Regions from separate parts of the Homo sapiens genome. Here region 2 is linked to region 1. The links are chromatin loops, found by intact Hi-C in ENCODE. Cell type or tissue: CD4-positive, alpha-beta T cell. All regions are shown on one strand. Each heading gives the region's core, and the rest is flanking DNA. Links, peaks and the distances in the headings are about the cores only. Region 1 holds the start of USP8 (ubiquitin specific peptidase 8). Region 2 holds the start of SPPL2A (signal peptide peptidase like 2A).

Region 1 (9,958 bases), core at 2,705-7,704:
AAAAATACAACTCTTAATAAAGTTTCTGCCTCTTAAAATGAAAGTTAAGTACATAACGGTAACAAAGTAAAGTGTGGCTTAATGCTGTGATATAGGCACTTAGCAAACCAGGCCAATGTCTGTTTGTTTTATTAAGGACCATTCCCAGAAACTAACAAAAGGGTAACTGTTTTCCAGAATAGATGTCTATCTACATTTATAACTTTAATCCATTTCTTTTGTCTTCTACCTCATTAATTTTTTAACAGATGCAAAATCATTAAGTAGGGAGCCAGATCGTACTTAACATGCACCAAAAACATAGTTCTCAATCCCAGCTGTATGTTAGAATCAGTTACCTAGAGAACTTTAAAAAAATATTGATGCTCAGATCCCACTCCTAAACAATTAAATCAGAATCTCTATGGATGAGACATACACACAGGTATTTATTTTCTTATTTATATATTTAAAAAAATACAGAGTCTCACTATGTTGTCCAGGATAGTCTCAAACTCTTGGGCTCAAGTGATCCTCCTGCCTAGGTCTCCCAAAGTGCTGGGATTACAGGCATGAGCCAACCTCGCCTTGCCCACATAGGTATTTTTAAAAAGCTTCCCAAATGAATTCTAACACCAGTCAAGACTGGGAACCATCAATATAAGAATGAATATAAACATGCTGCTAGGAGCAACAAAATAATATGAAGGCAACAATTTGTTTCCAGCTGAAATCAGCATCTTAAATCATTCAACCTACCAAAATTTTAAAAAATCATTTTCATTTTTAAAACTCTGTAATTGAGAAATTAAAATAACACCTCCAAAAAAAAAAAAAAAAACACCTCCAGGATGCTTATGCCCATAACTCTTGTTCTGAAATTGGTATTATAATGTGTAATTATTTCATTTTACTCTATTAAAAAGACATGTGGGTTTACACCATTATTGGTATGTTTCAGAATTTAGTGTAGTAGTCCCCCCTTATCCATGGTTTCGCTTTCCATGGTTTCAGCTACTTGCAGTCAACCACAGTCCAAGAATATTAAATAAAAAATTCCAGAAATAAACAATTCATAAGTTTTAAATTGTGCACCACCTCACTTCGCCCAGTCTGTGACATGAATCATCCCTTTGTCCAGTGTATCCACACTGTAGATGCTACCTGCCTGTTAATCACTAAGTGGCCGTCTCAGTTACCAGACTGACTATAGCAGTATTACAGTGCTTGTGTTCAAGTAACCCTCATTTTACTTAATCATGGCTTCAAAGTGTAAAAGCAGAGATTCACGTATGTCAAAAAGAAGTTGTAAACTGCTTCCTTTAAGCAAAAAGGTGAAAGTTCTCAACCTAATAAGAAAAAAAACCAAAAACCTCATGCTGAGGTTGCTAAGATCTATGGTAAGATCTTTTATCTGCAAAATTATGAAGGAAAAAGAAATTTGTGCTAGTTTTGCTGTCACACCTCAAGTTGCACAAGTTATGGCCACAGGGCATAACTTTTATTACACTATATTGTTGTAATTATTCTATTTTATTATTAGTTATTGTTGTTAATCTCTTGTTACTAATTTATAAGTTAAACTTTATCATAAAAATGTATATATAGGGAAAACATAGTATATATAGGGTTCAGTACTATCTGTGGTTTCAGGCATTCATTGGAGGTCTTGAAACATATCCCCTGCAGATAAGAGGAAGACTGCTGCATTATTAAAAACTAAATTGTAGGCCCGGCGTGGTAGCTAACGCCTGTAATCCCAGCACTTTGGGAGGCCGAGGCAGGTGGATTGCCTGAGCTCAGGAGTTCGTGACCAGCCTGGGCAACACAGTGAAACCCCATCTCTACTAAAACACAAAAAATTAGCTGGGCGTGGCGGCATATGCCTGTGATCCCAGCTACTTGGGAGGCTGAGGCAGGAGAATTGCTTGAACCCATCAGACGGAGGGTGCAGTGAGCCGAGATCATGCCACTGCATCCAGCCTAGGTGACAGAGCAAGACTCCCTCTCAAAAACAAACAAACAAAAAACTAAATTGTAATGTGTTAGTCAAAAGAGACAAGGCTTAGTTAACCCTTATTCACTATACATGAGAACTGTTTTACTTGAATTAGTATGGTATTAGTCAGGTGTGCTGGCGTGTGCCTGCAGTCCTAGCTACTTGGGAGGCTGAGGCAGGAGGATCACTTGAGCCCAGGAAGCAGAGGTTACAGTGAGCCAAGGTCATGCCACTGCACTCCAGCCTGGGTGACAGAGCAAGACCTTGTCTCAGTTTAAAAAAAAAAAGGGCCAGGTATGGTGGCTCACGGCTATAATCCCAGCACTTTGGGAGGCTGAGGCGGGCAGATCACCTGAGGTCAGGAGTTCAAGACCAGCCTGGCCAACATGGCAAAACCCCATCTCTACTAAAATACAAAAATTAGCCGGGCATGGTGGCAGGTGCCTATAGTCCCAGCTACTCGGGAGGCTGAAGCAGAATTGCTTAAACCCAGGAGGCGGACATTTCAGTGAGCCGAGAACTCACCACTGCACTCCAGCCTAGAAGACAGAGCAAGACTCCGTCTCAAAAAAAAAAAAAAAAAAAAAATTAGTACGGCTATAAATGTAGAATTCCAAATAAGTTTAATATAATATTTCATCATTCAGTACTAATAAATTTAATATTATGGAACTGTTGCAGGCCTTACTTTCCATTTATTAATCATATGACTTTGAACAAATTCCGTAAATCACTCCCAATACCACCACCACTCTTCAGTTTACTTTCATCTGCAAAATGAAATAGGAACTATTTGTCTGCTTCTATAGGGTGACCATAGGTATCAAGTGAAAAAATATACAAAAACATGCTTTGAAAACTGTAATATGCCATTACAACATAAAGTATTACGGTTAAAGAAATTGGAAATGGGTCAGGCGCGGTGGCTCACGCCTGTAATTCCAGCACTTTCGGAGGTTGAGGCAGGTGGATCACAGGTCAAGAGATCAAGATCATCCTGGCCAACATGGTGAAACCCCATCTCTACTAAAAATACAAAAATTAGCTGGGCTTGGTGACATGCTACTCGGGAGGCTGAGGCAGGAGAATGGCGTGAACCCAGGAGGCAGAGGTTGCAGTGAGCTGAGATCGTACACTGCACTCCAGGCTGACAACAGAGCAAGACTCCATCTCAAAAAAAAAAAAAGAAGAAGAAGAAAGAAAGAAACTGGAAATTGGAAGTGTACCTGATTCTTCATCTGCTATATAAATGCAAACAAGAGTCCAATACAACTTTGTCATCAAAATTATAGTAGGCAAAGCACGGCCACAAATTCTTTGACATTTTTCCTTTCAAAGGTGAGGGTTGTACGCTGGTCTTTGCTCTAACCAACAGAGTATGTTGGAAGTAATGTTGTGCGAATTTCTGGGCTCAGGCTTTTTGGGAGACTGGCAGCTTCTACTTCCTGACTCCTCAAACATGTATTCTCGGAACCTAGCCGCCATACTGTTCAAGTCACGTGAAGAGGCTATGTGTGGGCATTCCAGTTGACATTTCCAGCTGAACTCCTAGCCAACATCAAACGCCTTCACGTGAATTAGCCATTTTGGATGTCCAGACCAGCTGAGCTCTCGGTTGACTCCAAACTCAGCTGCTTATCTGAATACAAACGCATTAAACTCTAGGTGAAAACCACTTAGCTAAGTCCAGGCAGGCCAGAGAAACAGGAGAGATACTAAATTACAGTTTTAAGTCACTATGTTTTGGAGTGATTTGTTATGCAGCAATAGGTAACTGGGACAACAACAAGGTATTTTTTAAATGTTTCCTTAATTATATCTAATTTTATTAGCAACACATACCTGAAGACATTTTTTTCCTTTCACTTCCATAAATATGAGTGCATTTTCATGGAGAAAAGTTCGTAATATAGTGCTAGACTTATGAAAAAAATTTAATGTACTGGCTTTATTTTCCAACTGTCTTACCCAAAAGTCATTTTGATTATTTTCCATTATGTCCACGCTTTTTATTTTTTATTTTTTGAGACGGAGTTTTGCTCTTGTCACCCAGGCTGGAGTGCAATGACGCAATCTCGGCTCACTGCAACCTTCGCTTTCCAGGTTCAAGCGATTCTCCTGCCTCAGCCTCCAGAGTAGCTGGGACTACAGGCGTGCACCACCACGCCCAGCTAATTTTGTATTTTTAGTAGAGACCGGGTTTCGCCATGTTGGCCAGGCTGATCTCGAACTCCTGACCTCAGTGATCCGCCCACCTCCGCCTCCCAAAGTGCTAGGATTACAGATGTGAGCCACTGCGCCCAGCCACGTCCACATTAATAAACAAATGCCCATAAAGATTAAAGTCCAAGTAAATATATTAAAAAACGAAATGCTAAAAAAGGCACCTTTAAAACATTTTTGTTAGTTTTTCTTATACATTGTTTTCTTAAAAAAACAGATGTCTATGTGCAAAATTTCATTAATGAGAGGTGTATTTTTTTTTTAAACTACTACAGGGTCTTCACTAATATTAAAGATGCATCCAATGTGTCACAAGAAAAGGAATACATATTTCAAAGCAGCCATATCAACATGATAAAGACATAACACAACCGATATCACCTTCCAGATATGCTTAATAGTCCAGGGATATGCTGTAAGGAGAAACTACCCAAATCCATCATGAATGACATTCACCAACGAATCTTAAACAGAATCGGCTGAAATGCAAAAATCTGCTTACATAGCAAAGCCGCAGCAGAGCAAGCCTAAAACAGGAATACTTCCTTAACAAATACCACTTGGCATTTTTAATGGCTGCAGCAAGATATTTACAAAACTAACGATGCTTTGCAGATTCAGAAAAGGTAACATCCTTTAGATATAAATCCCTTTCATCTGAAACCCTCAGGTCTCTTAACAAATACTAAATTCCTTAGGCTCTGCAACACCTCCGTGTCAGGTAAATTTTTTGTTAGTGATTAAGTGACTTGTTCAAGGTCACAGAATGAACTGGAGGCAAGAAATAAACCCAGGAGGGTGGTCTGCAGCTTTATAATGCACATCACTGCTAGTAAGGATTCTGATAATTTCCAAGGTGGAGTGGCGGTGAAATTAACTTGTCCCACAACTCTAGGATGGAAGGCACTTTTTAGGGGAAAAAAAAAAAATCTTCTATTTGAGGAAGTCATAGTTTTAACTCTGACAAGCTTATAGGGTCTTTAAACTCAAACTTCACTAAAATCAAGTGTGACTGGGGAAGAAGAGAAACTGGGAAACAGTTTTAGGAGCTACAGTAAGGCCTGGGATTGTAGGCAGATTGCAGAAAAAAAAAAAAACCGGAAGCAAGAGGAAAGAGGTCAAAGTCGGGTATAAGTGTCCAAGAGAACGGAAGATTGGTCAAAGCCACCTTTTAAAACCAAAAAAACACACGAAACTCGCTTGGCAATCCTAGGTAGATGGCGTAAAAGACTCAAGGTTGGGCCTTTCCTCTCCACAAGCTGATTCTACCTTTAGGAGTTGTCCCACTCCTCTCCGCGGACAGAGCTTGTCTCCGGGGTAACCAGCAGCTGGTGGAAGGAAAGGCGTTCATCGTTCACAGCGGACGACTTCCCAGAGAACAGGTGCTAGGGCCCAAGACCCGCACTCACCGTGACGCCGGGCGCGCTTCACTAACGCCAGCCTTCTCGCCAAATGCCCATCTCCCAAGAACTCGAGGGAGAATTAGCCTTGGCTACCAGGACGGAAGCCAGCCCAGCTCACCCCCTTTTCCCGATTTGCATTGCGAGGCGACGCGTCGCGTCTCCAGACGTCACGGCAGGGGCGGGGCTTCGCGTGCGCTCCCTTGACTCCTCTCTCTTCCACCGCCCTCCCCTTTTCGGTGAGGGCCGCGGGGCGAGGGATGGTCGAGGGAGGGTCGAGGAGGACGTTATGGGTGGGCGGTGGCGGCAAGGGCGGGGTTTCTCTGAGTCGGGTCAACATAGTTGGCCGGTCCCTTACCCCCCGCACTGCACCCTGCATTTCCGGGTTGCAAGGCGGCGCCTGGGCCTTGTTGTGGAAGAAGCAAGGTTGCTCTTGCGTCCCTTTACTACGTTATTTTCCTCCTCAGATTGGAAATTAGAAAAAAGGGGATTTAACGCCCCTCTATTTCTGGCTAAACATTCTCTGAAGCCAAGCCTTTGGTCAAAGAAAAACAAGTATTATCCTAAAACATATTTTATGTACAATTTTTAACGTCACTTAAAAGGCCCCGGCGAGGCTGGGCACGGTGGCTCACGCCTGTAATCCCAGCGCTTTGGGAGGCCGAGGCGGGCAAATGATGAGGTCAGGAGTTCGAGACCAGCCTGGCCAACATGGTGAAACCCCCGTCTCTATTAAGAATACAAAAAATTAGCTTGGCGTGGTGGCGTGCGCCTGTAATCCTAGCTACTCCAGTGGCTGAGGCAGGAGAATTGCTTAAACCCGGGGAGCGAAGGTTGCAATGAGCCGAGATCGCGCTACTGCACTCCAGCCTGGGCAGCAGAGCAAGACTCCGTCTGGTTGGGCGAAGGCCCCGTGTAATAGAAACGAAATGAGACGTCTGAACTTTCTCGCGAGCTGATCTTTGTACTCTCTTAGAGAAAGGTGATTGGATGCTCCGGTTGCCTGTAAACATAAAATTGACTTGGGTGGAGCTTTAGGCAGTAGTCACTAAGTCCTCAGGAACATTCCAGGTGTCTCAGGGATGGGAAATCTGGCTAGCGAGGTCTAGTAAATGCTTTAAGTGAAAGTGTGTGCCACATGGTACAGTGTACACTGCTCGGGTGATGGGTGCACCAAAATCTCAGAAATGACCACTAAAGAACTTTTCCATGCAACCTGTTCCTCCAAAACTACTGAAATAAAAATTTTTAAAAATAAAAAAGGATAAAATAAAGAAAGTGTGTTCAATGAATTTGTGATGAAGGCCAGGTTGCAGTGGCCCAGGCCTGTAATCCCAGCACTTTGGGAGGCTGAGGCAGGAGGATCCCTTGATCCCAAGAGACAGAGACCAGCTTGAGCAACAAAGGGAGACCCTCATCTCTACAAAACAAAAATTTAAAAATTAGACCGGGAGCGGTAGCTCACGCCTGTAATCCCAGCACTTTGGGAGGCCAAGGTGGGCAGATCACTTGAGGTCAGGAGTTTGAGACCAGCCTGGCCAAAATGGCAAAACCTGGTCTCTACTAAAAATACAAACATTAGCTGGGCATGGTGGCGCGTGCCTGTAATCCCAGCTACTGAGGAGGCTGAGTCAGTGAATCGCTTGAACCTGGAAGGTGGAGGTTGCAGTGAGCCGAGATCGTGCCACTGCACTCCAGCCTGGGCAACAGAGCGAGACTCCTTCTCCAAAGAAAAAATCTAAGTTACAAATAGGATTTCCATTTTCCATAGAATCTAAAACTCCCCAAATTGCTGTGAACTACAGCAGTATTTTCTCCATTTGGTAAGAGACATAAGGACAGCTTAACTACCCTTCTTTATCCAAACTAAGTCAAAAACAGAACCCAGGTTTCCTGATTCCCACTCCCAAGTAAAACTAAATAGGTTTTATGTATGTTGCAGCTGTTGCACCCTTTTCCTCTTTGAAATAAAACTTTTCTATTTCATTGGGGAAAGAAAACATGACTGAAAGTCCAAAATGTGGCCAGGCGCGGTGGTTCATGCCTGTAATCCCAGCACTTTGGGAGGCCAAGGCGGACGGATCACGAGGTCAGGAGATCGAGACCATCCTGGCTAACACGGTGAAACCCCATCTCTGCTAAAAATACAAAAAATTAGCCAGGCGTGGTGGAGGGCGCCTGTAGTCCCAGCTACTCAGGAGGCTGAGGCAGGAGAATGGCGTGAACCCGAGAGGTGGAGCTTGCAGTGAGCCGAGATGGTGCCACTGCACTCCAGCCTGGGCGACAGAGCAAGACTCCATCTCGAAAAAAAAAAGAAAGTCCAAAGTGTTAGCTTAGAGCTCAAAACACTAGCTGCTGTTTCAAGGTCCAGGACATTAAATCCAGATGAGGGCCTTCACCTTTGACACCTGCCCTCGAGTCCTTCAGACATGTTGAGAGAGACTGAGACAGGGGTCTTGCAGGGTCAGGCAGGAAGGAGAAGCACAGCAATATACATATATAATATACATAAAACTGATTAGATTTGTTTAAGAGTGGTGGGGATTAGGGCCATGTGGAGAACTCATGGCCTGTCTACATTGTTGCCATGTGGTAATGGGGCAGAGTATTGCCAATTTTCTGATTTTCTGTGTGTGGGAAAAATCTCCAAACTGGTTTTTAAATTTGGGGAATATATATATATATATATATAACCCATATACATACGGATTATGTTAGTTGACAACAACAGTATACATAAAAAAATTTACAAACACTGCAAAACAAATAAAATCCAAGCCATCCATTTGTGACCATAGTCATAAGCATTAACTTAGCCAGGGGCTTTTAGATAATTCTCTGTTAAAGAGGAATTCTGAGAAAAGACTAAGATAACCAAAATGAACATAATGTCAAAGAATGAAATCATGGGAACAATTTGGATTTTGTTCCAAAGTCAAGTGTTTTTTAAAGAATCTTTCCATACTTCATGTTTTGTTCTATGGAGTTCAACCTTTTGACTTCCATGGCCCTTTAGATCTCTTTCGAGCACATTCCATGATTTTTCTCCTGATCATACTCCCTCCACAAAAACCTTTTTCAGCTGGGTGTGGGAGCTCACTCCTGTAATCCCAGCACTATGGGAGGCTGAGGTGCGTGGATTGCTTGAGGTCAGGAGTTTGAGATCAGCCTGGGCAACATAGCAAGACCCTATCCCTACAAAATATTAAAAAATTAGCCTGGCACAGTTGGTGCATGCCTGTAGTCCAAGCTACTTGGGAGGCTGAGGCAGGAGGATTGGTTGCACCCAGGAGTTTGAGGCTTCAGTGAGCTGTAATTCCGCCACTGAACTCCATCCTGGGTGATGGAGTGAAGACCCTGTCTCTTTGAAAAAAATAATAATAACGATAATTAATTTTTAAAAACCCCTTTTTAATTTCCCAACATTTTTTGGCTACTATGATCTCTAAGTGTTACTTCAAATAATTTCCAGTGAATCCACACTTGATGTTGCAGAGCCTGAGTTTGCTGCAGAAATATAATTTCCCACACTCTATGCCTAAAGGGGATTCAGAGCTATCACTGAAAACCAAAAGTATTGGTTTTTAAAGGTGCTTAGACAAAAAAGTCAGGAAAGGCACTCTAAATGTTTAACAGCAATCATCTTTGGGGTATGGGCATCTTGGTAGGTACAGTGTGGTGGATGTCCGTATTTTATCCACCTGAGAGATTATTTGAACTTGTTACACTGAATGTGTATTACTTTTATAATAAAAAATAATTAAGATTTAAAACAATGTATTTGATTAGTAAAAAGCAAATTATATAAATCAGTTTAATAATAATGTTAAGGAGGCCATTAAACAATGATTTGACCAAATCCATATCAAAGTTTGATTGAATTTTTTGGAAATCAGATATTGTGTTACTCTCTGCCCTGTTCTCTGTGAAGTCTTTTCCTTAAACAACTACAAACTTATATGAATAATAGTTCACAAAACTTTGTTGTCCTCTTCCTCTGTAGAAATTAAAACCAAATATATATAATTGAGAAATAATTATAATACTCTTCATTCCTATAAAAGTAATTAAGATAGACCTATAGGATTGTTGAGTATGGCTGCTAAATACAGTAACTAGTAACCACAGCTAGTTGTAAAATTAAAAATTCAGTTCAGTCAAAATATCCATATTTCAAGTGCTCAACAGCCCCTGGTAACTATTGGTTACCTTATTGACCAGCAGATACAGGCTACTTCCATTATTAAAGAAAGCTCTAATGGACAGCACTGGACTAGGGCATGTATTCTGTATTTTTCCCCTCACCCACCATCCAGTAATGAATAATAGTAAAGAGTAAAAGCAAAAAAAAAAAAAA
Region 2 (9,958 bases), core at 1,853-6,852, 340 kb before region 1:
CGAGACTCCGTCTCGAAAAAAAAAAAGAAAACAGAAAAAAAAACCTCTTAAACTTATCAAGATGTGTTTTATGGCCAAATAGTTTATTTGGTAAAGGTCCTGTGTACCCTTAAAATTATGTAGTTGTTGGGTGGAGAGTTCTATAAATGCCAATTAGGTCAAGTTGGTCAATGGTGTTGATCAAGTCTTCTGTATCCCTGCTGATTTTCTGCCTACTTGTTCTTTCAATTATTAAAAGATTTTACTTGAAATCTTTAACTGTAATTATGAATTCATCTATTTTTCCTTTCAGTTTAATTCGTGTTGGAGCATGGGATTTATGTTTCATTTTAATTTCTCAGATCACTCTAATATGCAGCCAGCGTTGAGGGACATTGCTTTAAGCCAATGGTTCTCAAACTTCAGCATACATCAGAATCACACAGGGAACTTGTTATTAATAGAATAGATTGATGGACGCTACTCCCAGAGTTTGTGGGGTGAGGTCCAAGAATTTGCATTTCTTTCTTTTTTTTTTTTTTTTTTTTTTTTAGTACAGACGGGGTTTCACCATGTTAGCCAGGATGGTCTCGATCTGCTGATCTCGTGATCCACCCGCCTCGGCCTCCCAAAGTGCTGGGATTACAGGCGTGAGCCACCGCACCCGGCCAAGAATTTGCATTTTTTATAGTTCCCAGGTATTTCTGATATGCTGATCCAGGAGCCACACTTTAAGAATCACAGTCTAAGCCAACATTTCTCAACCTTAGCTGCATATTAGAATCATCTGGGGAGCTTTAACAATCCTGATTCACCACACAACCCAGATCCATCCGCTTTTAAGGAATAGAATGTGAGGCAAGTTTCCACTAAGCAGTTCTCTACTTGACTTTTCCCTTTGGCTTAGTGATTTTGGGGTCCCAAGATTTATTTTCCTTTCACAAGTTCCAGCACTTTGGGAGGTAGGCAGATCACCTGAGTGCAGGAGTTCAAGACCAGCTGGTAACACAGCGAGACCTCATCTCTACAAAAAAAATACCAAAATTAGCCAGTCGTGGTTGTGCATGCCTGTAGTCTCAGCTACCCAGGAGGCTAAGGTGGGAGAATCACCTGAGCTGGGAGGTCGAGGCTGCAGTGAGCCGAGATCGTGCCACTGCACTTCAGAGCCTGGGGCACAGAGTGAGACCCTGTCTCAAAAAATAAAAACAAACAAAAACTAGAGCTCTTCTGATAGCCCAAGAGCCAGTTTAGAGATTCACTAGGCAAAGGGCCACGAGAGGCAGATGGGAATATTTAGAGATGAAGTCATCCAGTCCATACAGCTATTCTATAAAAGGGGAACCTAGGCTGGGCACGGTGGCTCACGCCTGTAATCCCAGTACTTTGGGAGGCTGAGGCAGGCAGATCACCTGAGGTCAGAAGTTCAAGACCAGTCTGGCCAATATGATGAAACCCCGTCTCTACTAAAAATACAAAAATTAGCTGGGTGTGTTGGTGGGCACCTGTATTTCCAGCTACTTGGGAGGCTGAGGTAGGAGAATCGCTTGAACCTGGGAGGCGGGGGTTGCAGTGAGATGAGATCATACCATTGCACTCCAGCCTGGGCAACAGGAGTGAAACTCCATCTCAAAACAAAAAGAAAAGGAGGGGGTGGGGAACCTGGCTTGCTGTGGGCAACTAGAAAGTATGAAAATAGTCCAGAATTGATAGGCAGCAGATGAGGCAGTTCTTACCTCACTGTGCCCCTAAGCTTCAGACCAACCCACATAGCCATTGACAGCAGATATTTGCACTTGGATATCCTAAAAGCATTTCAAACCCACTTCCAAAAGTATTCCCCCCGACCCATTTATCCCATCAACCCCCACCTACTTCGCCTTTGGCACCCAACTCAATAAATAGCCGAGGGCAAGAACCCGGGAATCATACCTCTCCCTTTATCTCCATGTCTTCAAAGTTACCAAATTCTGCTACAAGTCTTTTAGATCCATCTCCTCCTCCCTATTTCTTCTGCCACAGTTCAAGCCCTCAGTGTCCCTGGATTTTGTTACTACAGATGTCTAACAGGTGTCCTGGCTTCCACTTCTTGACCTGTTTCAACACGTCTGCTGCCCTGCCAGCCACCATAGAGAGCTTTCTAAAACAGAAAGTGTATGTCATTGCCCTATTTATTATTCATTTGTTCTCTACCCCTGGCAGGACAAAGCCCAAAGTCACAAACAGTCCCAATGTATTTATGATTTTGCCTCTGGCCTCTTCTCACATGTCATCTTTCACCACTCATAACTTCAGCCAAGCCCAAGTTTTGCAGTTCCTTCAATGCCACCTTTGGCTTTGACACTAATGGCTCACTCTTCCTGGAAGTGCCCCCCTTCTTCTACCCTTTGCCTGGCTAAAATTAACTCACCCAGACTCAGCTCAGGCTGGTATTTTTCCTGGCACCCCTTTTATAACTCCTTTTGATACTTCCATAACATCTTGTGCAAACAAGAGTCACTACTCACCCTGAACTGTGTTTGCTCACACATCTGTGTCCCTCGTTAAACTATGAGCTGTGGGGTGGCAGGCACACTGTCCTATTCAGCATTTGATATTAAATATTCATCCAACAAATATCTGAGGACCTACTATATGCCAAATACTGTAGATGTAAAGGGTATAGCAGTCAACAAAGCAAAGACACCCCTTGCTATGAAGTGGGAGGTGGCATAAATAAATGAACCTATACATAGAATGAAAAGTGCTGTGCAGATAATTAAAATAAACAATAATATGAAAGTGACTGGACAGGCCGGGTGCGGTGGCTCATGCCTGTAATCCCAACACTTTGGGAGGCCAAAGCGGGTGGATCACCTGAGGTCGAGAGTTTGAGACCAGCCTGACCAACATGGTGAAACCCCGTCTCTACTAAAAATACAAAATTAGCCGGGTGTGGTGGCACGCGCCTGTAATCCCAGCTACTGGGGAGGCTGAGGCAGGAGAATTGCTTGAACCTGGGAGGCGGAGGTTGCAGTGTGCCGAGATTGCACCATCGCACTCCGGCCTGGGCAAGAAAAGCGAAACTCCGTCTCAAAAAAAAAAAAAAAAAAAAAAGAGAAAGGAAAAGAAAAGAAAGTGACTGGACAGGTACTTTAGATTGGGTATGTCAGGAAGTCCCGTCTGGGGAAGCGACATTGAAGCTGATAAGTGAATGTCAACAAGGCAGGCATTCTGAGCTTTGGAGAGAAGAGCACTCCAGCAGGGAGGACTACCAGAGCAAAGTCCGGGCGGCCCACCAGAGCAAAGGCCGGGAGGGCCAAAGGTCCGTGCGCCTTAAAGTGTGGGAAAGTAGTGAAGATGGGGAGACAGGAAGGCAGGGGCCAGATTTACCTTTGCAGGCTAGAGTAGAGTTTTGATTTTTTTTTTTTTTTTTTTTTGGAGACCGAGTCTCGCTCTGTCGCCCAGGTTGGAGTGCAGTGGCACAATCTCGGCTCACTGCAACCTCCGCCTACCCGGTTCAAGCGATTCTACTGCCTCCGCCTCCCGAGTAGCTGGGACGACAGGTGCGTGCCACCACGCCCAGCTAATTTTTTGTATTTTTAGTACAGACTTGGTTCCACCATGTTGGCCAGGATGGTCTCGATTTCTTGACCTTGTGATCCGCCCACCTCGGCCATCCAAATGCTGGTATTACAGGTGTGAGCCATCACACCCGGCCAAGTTTTTATTTTATTCCAAGTGTGATAGAGAGAGACATGATCTGACTTATATGTTTTGAAAGATGGCTCTGGGACTGTTATGTGGCTACTGGGCTGTCCGGAGGGGAAACTGAGACCCGTTTGGAGGAGAGGGAAGTTGGTGGCCTGGATAGAGTGGTGGCAGCAGTTCTGGAGAAAGTGGATGGATCTGGGTTATGTGGTGAGTCAGAGTGGCCAGGAACAAATGACAGGCAGATGAATTAGGGTGACCCTTAGATTTCTGGCTGCATGCAACACTCGGGTAGTTACTGGGGAACCGAGCAGACGCTCAGACACTTCCGAGCCTTGAGAAATCCGTTCTCCCGCCAGGCTTCGGTGTGAGTTAAAGTCGGGCAGCCGGAAAGCGACAGGCTCAGACCCGCAGCCGGTGGCCTCGTAGCGCCGGGACGCCGGGACGCCTGGATACCGGGAGAGCGCTGGGACTCTCCGAGCCCGGCGCGGGGGTTTCCGCATCTTACGGGCGGGGCCGGAAGAGGAAGTCGCGCTGCTGTGGCGGCCGCTGTAGCAGCGGCGGTCCAGTCGTAGCCCGGCCGCCCGCGCCTGTCCGGTCCGGTCCGGCCACGGAGGCAGCGCAGCGGCGGGACTCCGAGCCTACCCCGCCGAGTGAGCTGCGCCGCACCGTGCCGTCCCACCCGGCACCCACCAGTCCGATGGGGCCGCAGCGGCGGCTGTCCCCTGCCGGGGCCGCCCTACTCTGGGGCTTCCTGCTCCAGCTGGTAAGGGGGCGGGAAGGCGCGCAGGCCTCCCAGGGGCTGGGCGGGGCCGGGGCCAAGGCCGGGGCTCCCTTCCCCTACTCCTCGCCCGGCCTCCCCTCTGCCCGCACCTCCGCGGCCTGCTCTCGCACTCCTCTTTCCTCCCCTCCTCTTTCCATTACTCATCTCTTTCCTTCCACCCTCCTCTTTTCCACCCTCTTTCCCCCAACTTTCCCGCCCCCCACTCGGTTCCCGCCCATTGAAGTCTGGCGAAATACCTACCGCAAAAAGATCAGAGGAGCCCCTTAGGTTGCGTTGACCTTGATGCTTCTCGATAGTTGCTCACTGTCCCAGCATATTTAAAATTGACCTCTGGGTTTTATTGTCTAAGCCTTTCTTACCGCTTTTTACCCTTGGGAAGAAAAAAAAATTATACAAGGCGCCAGTATGTTTAGCGGTTCGAGGACTGCACTTTAATTGCACTAACACGGATGTCTTTTTAAAATTCCCTTCCCCCACTGTAGCTCCTGCTTCGCCTTAGGGCTCATTTGATTCTGTTATGAGGGTTTTTTTTTTTTGGAGGGGGGGTTTTAATAGCAGTAATTTAAAATAACTTTTAAAAGAAGACACCAAAATGTAATGCTTTTAGTGGTTTTCAGTTTTCTGCCTAATTTAAAGGGATGGGTGGGGAGCGTCGGTTAAATGTAAGTAAGAAATATGTGTTCATAGATTTGTTTTCATAGTCACAGAGAAGTAATAGTGTTTTAAAATTCAGCCTCAAGTAATTCGAGCTTCAGTGTGGGAGTGGGGTGTCAGGAACCCGGTGTTTCAGTTTTTGTTTCTAGTGACTTTTACTTAGGGAGTTTCAGGTTGGAAACTTACGCATGTTATTTATTACAGAATTGGTGTCGTGTAAGCTTGTTTCGTTCTATTAGAATGTGTGATTTCTTTGAAAGACTGTTTTGCTGACTCTCCAGTTTAAGGGGTTAGTATTAGTGAATACAAAAGTGTCTTTAATATTTATTGAAAAACCAAAATCTAAGCCAAAAAGTAAGTGCCTTTTGGTGTATTCATAACTTTGACAGGCAACATCAGGAACCTGAGAGAATGTATCTAAAAATTGCTGGGGGAGGGGAGTTCGATATAAAAAGAGCAACAAAGTAGCAGTGTTAGTCGGAGTCTTTAAGGTGTTTACTGTGTAATCAGACAGATAATACTTATGTCCAAAAGATATTCAGATAGTATGTAGATGTATGCAAAACTATAACCTAGATATAAAACTTTTCAAAGTGTTTTTGCATTCATTTTCATTTGAATCTCTTGAGCTGATTTTAAGAATGAATATCACATTCGTACTAATCCCTTCTCAACATAAATTAATAGCTTAGTGATACATCAGTTCCTCATAAACTCACATTGAAATTCTTATTAAAGGCCCTGAGCCCTCTCACCAGAAAACTCTACTTAAGTAGACTTGTCATTTGATTTCATAGCCTTCACAAATCTAAAGATCATCCCTGTTCTAAATTGTATCTAGGCTGTCTCCCACGTTCTGGATTTTAGGCCTTTTTTTGTTGTTGTTTTTGTTTTTTTCGAGACGGAGTCTCACTCTGTCGCCCAGGCTGGAGTGCAGTGGCGCGATCTCGGCTCACTGCAACCTCCGCCTCCCAGGTTCAAGCAATTCTCCTGCCTCAGCCTCCCGAGTAGCTGGGATCACAGGCAAGCACCACCATGCCCAGCTAATTTTTGTATTTTTAGTAGAGATGGGGGTTTCACTATGTTGGTCAGGCTGGTCTCGAACTCCTGACCTCGTGATCCACCCTCCTCGGCCTCCCAAAGTGCTGGGATTACAGGCGTGAGCCACCATGCCCGGCGATTTTAGGCCTTTTATATTGCACCTATGTGCTTTGTTGTACCTCACCATGGTAATCTCGGGTTCTATATTCCTCGGTTCTAGGGTTGTTGTGAAGATTAAGTAACATTTTTCTACACTGCAAATGTTTGGTGTGCATCTTATTATATGGGATGTAATGTCCTGATGACTGAATAAACTGACAATATCTGTTTAAATTGTAAGGATCTTTTTTCGATACCAGCTAGTATCACTGATTTTTCTATTTCTTGTTGATTTCTTTATGGATTTGTTTTCTTCTTGGTTCCTCCTTCCTTTAATTTCCTGAGATGTTCTTTCTCATTCCTTTCGTGTTCTGAGAACTTGGGTAGATCTGGTTTCCTTTTCCTCAGCTGGAGTTCTTTCTCCTTTCTGGATACCTAGTTCCTTTCCTCCAACTCTGTCTGAAGTCTTCTACCATTTTCTCCCTGAAGCCCTTTGTTTATTCCTCTTCCCTAATTTTACAGCTCTAGGTAGCCTTTCTGAGTTCCTTTGATTAGTGATGCCAGCTCAATCATTTCATTTCTCCTCTCTGGGCTCTTGAAACTGGCACTACTTGTCCGGGCGTGGTGGCTCACGCCTGTCATCCCAGCACTTTGAGAGGTCCAGGTGGGTGGATCACAAGGTCAGGAGTTTGAGACCAGCCTGGCCAATATGGTGAAACCCCGTCTCTACTAAAAAAAAATACAAAAAAAAAAAAATTAGCCGGGCGTGGTGGTGCGTGCCTGTTATCCCAGCTACTTGGGAGGCTGAGGCGGAAGAATTGCTTGAACCCGGGAGGCAGAGGTTGCAGTAAGCCAAGATCGTGCCACTGCACTCCAGCCTGTGTGACAGAGCGAGACTCCATCTCAAAAAAAAAAAAAAAGAAAAGAAAAAAAGAAACTGGCACTGCTTCCCCTTAGTCATGTAATAACAGGGCCAACATCCTCATCTATAATGGAAGCAGCACGTAGTCTTCAGAAACCACTGGCACATCCATCTAGAAGAGGCAGAGGATTTAGTATTGGAAAGGCCCTTAAAGATCATTTGCCTACCCTCCTCATCTTGTCATCTTCACATCAGAGTGACCTCACTGTGTATTTTGAACTGAAGCTACAGCACATCTGGCTGTTTTAATATTTTTTAAACCCATTAGGTCTAGAAATTAAATGAGCGCCTAGCAGGTAGTTAGCTGTGTCTTGACCTTGCCATAAGTACATTTTATTTTTTGGGTTTTTGTTTTTTTTTTTTTTTGAGATGGAGTCTTGCTCTGTCGTCCAGGCTGGAGTGCAGTGGTGCGATCTCAGCTCACTGCAGCCTCCACCTCCTGGGTTCAAGTGATTCTCCTGCCTCAGCCTCCCAAGTACCTGGGATTACAGGTGCCTGCCACCACACCTGGCTAATTTTTGTAATTTTAGTAGAGATGGGGTTTCACCATGTTGCCCAGGCTGGTCTCGAACTCCTGACCTCAGGTGATCTTCCTGCCTTGGCCTCCCAAAGTGCTGGGATTACAGACATGAGTCACCATGCCTGGCTGCCATAATTACATTTTGCACCTCTCCTTCCCCAGTTCAACCTCGACCCTGGGTCACAATGGTCAGAACTTTATTTCTCAGTGTGGACGCAGTCATGGGATTCTGTTTCAAAGACAATGGATATTGTTTATGCTGGCTCTCTTTTTTTTTTTGTTGAGATGGAGTCTTGCTCTGTAGCCTAGGCTGGATTGCAGTGGCCTTATCTCGGCTCACTGCAACCTCTGCCTCCTGGGTTCTAGCAATTCTCCTGCCTCAGTCTCCCGAGTAGGATTACAGGTGCACGTCGTGATGCCCGGCTAATTTTTTGTATTTTAGAAGAAACGGGGTTTCACTGTGTTGCCCAGGCTGGTCTTGAACTCCTGAGCTCAGGCAATCCACCCACCTCGGCCTCCCAAAGTGCTAGGATTACAGGCGTGAGCCACCGCTCTTGGCCCTGGCTCTTTTTATTTTATTTATTATTATTATTTTTTGAGATGGAGTTTCACTCTTGTTGCCCAGGCTGAAGTGCAATGGTGCGATCCCAGCTCATCACAACCTCTGCTTCCCGGGTACAAGCAATTCTCCTGCCTCAGCCTCCCCAGTGGCTGGGATTACAAGCATGCACCACCACGCCCAGCTAATTTTGTATTTTTAGTAGAGACGGGGGTTTCTCCACATTGGTCAGGCTACTCTCGAACTACTGACCTCAGGTGATCTGCCTGCCTCATCCTCCCAAAGTGTGGGGTTGCAGGTGTGAGCCACCGTGCCCGGCAGCTCTGTCTTTTTAAATTGCTTCAAAGTTCTTTGAAGAATCCTGAGTCTTCCTCATAGTGTCTTTAAAAGTTCTGTTTTGGAGGATTGCTTGAGGCTAGGAGTTTCAGACCAGCCTGGTCAACATAGCAAGACCCCACCTCTACAAAAAATTAAAAAATTAGCTGAGCATGGTGGCTTGTGTCTCTAGTCCCAGCTACGTGGGAGGCTGAGGTAGGAGGACCACTTAAGCTCAAGAGTTTGAGGTTGCAGTTAGCTATGATCACGCCACTGTACTCCAGCCTGGGTGACAGAGAAGACCATGTCTCTAAAAACACACACACACACACACACAAATGAAAAAATAGTTTTGTTGATTTTTTTTTCTTCAAAGAATTTGAAGTAGCATATAGCTGCATCTTGAGCTTGATACAATGAAATGATAATCAGGATCCCCAGCAGAAAAATCTGTTGCTGAAAATTTGCCTTCCTTTTGTATACTACACCAACTCAAAGATTCTTCAATTCTTTCTCTTCTGCTCTGTTCTCTCAACCTCCAAGGGAAAGTAGGTATGTTCTGCTACCCAGGCAGTAAGAAATCTGCTGAGCTGCTGTGCTGTGGAATGAATTGTGTCCCCCACACCCCCAACAGCCCCACCCCAAATTCATATGGTGAAGCCATAACCCCCAGTGTATTGATATTTGGAGATGGGTCCTTCAGGAAATCATTAGGTTTAGATGAGCTCATGAAGACGGGACCCTCATGATAGGATTAGTGCCATTTTAAGAAAAGACATCAGGCCAGGTGTGGTGGCTCATACTTGTAATCCCAGCACTTTGGGAGGCTGAGGCAGGCAGATCCTGAGGTCAGGAGTTCGAAACCAGCCTGGCCAACATGATGAAACCCCGTCTCTACTAAAAATACACAAATTAGCTGGGCACGGTGGTGGGTGCCTGTAACCCCAGCTACATGGGAGGCTGAGGCAGGAGAATCACTGGAACCCAGGAGGCAGAGGTTGCAGTGAGCCAAGATCGTGCCTTTGCACTCCAGCCTGGGCGACAGAGCAAGACTGTCTTGGGGGAAATAAAAAAAAAAAAAGACATCAGAGAGCTTTCTCTCTCTCTTTGCCATGTGAGGACACAGTGAGAAGGTAGCTATCTATAAGCCAGGAAGAGAGCCTTCACTAGATACTGGCCCAACTGGCACCTGATCCAGAACTGTGAGAAAATAAATTTCTGTTGTTTAAACCACCCAGTTTGTGGTACTTTGTTATGAAGCCTGAGCTGACTAAAACATGCTAGGTTTATTACATTTCCTCCTTTTAACTTTCAGGTTCTTCACAATTTTTGTTTTACCTTGCCTCTGAACTGTCTGTGATTTCTACAACCCATTGGCTCCTTTCTAAGTCACTAATG

Evidence for each region. Peaks named below come from ENCODE experiments on the same cell type or tissue, not always from the same donor. Only the 100,000 strongest peaks of a DNase experiment are listed, where the experiment ranks them.
Region 2: it touches region 1 in a loop (4-fold over the local background); 8 of 110 quality-filtered maps call a loop at or near these places.

Annotation. Positions count from the first base shown.
Region 1 is chr15:50,420,167-50,430,124 of GRCh38, reverse strand. It overlaps USP8 (ubiquitin specific peptidase 8), which reads right to left and starts at 5,720. Exons shown (of 20, transcript NM_005154.5): 1 at 5,611-5,720. RefSeq lists enhancers at 5,473-5,862, 5,901-6,897 and a silencer at 5,973-6,022. In CD4-positive, alpha-beta T cell, for the core only: no CTCF peak of the experiment used is centred there; a DNase peak (open chromatin) is centred at 5,784; H3K4me3 peaks cover 1,950 bases; H3K27ac peaks cover 1,700 bases.
Region 2 is chr15:50,759,942-50,769,899 of GRCh38, reverse strand. SPPL2A (signal peptide peptidase like 2A) reads left to right here and starts at 4,194. Exons shown (of 15, transcript NM_032802.4): 1 at 4,194-4,432. The coding sequence starts at 4,367. RefSeq lists a silencer at 4,160-4,619. In CD4-positive, alpha-beta T cell, for the core only: no CTCF peak of the experiment used is centred there; DNase peaks (open chromatin) are centred at 4,149, 4,459 and 5,239; H3K4me3 peaks cover 2,134 bases; H3K27ac peaks cover 1,561 bases.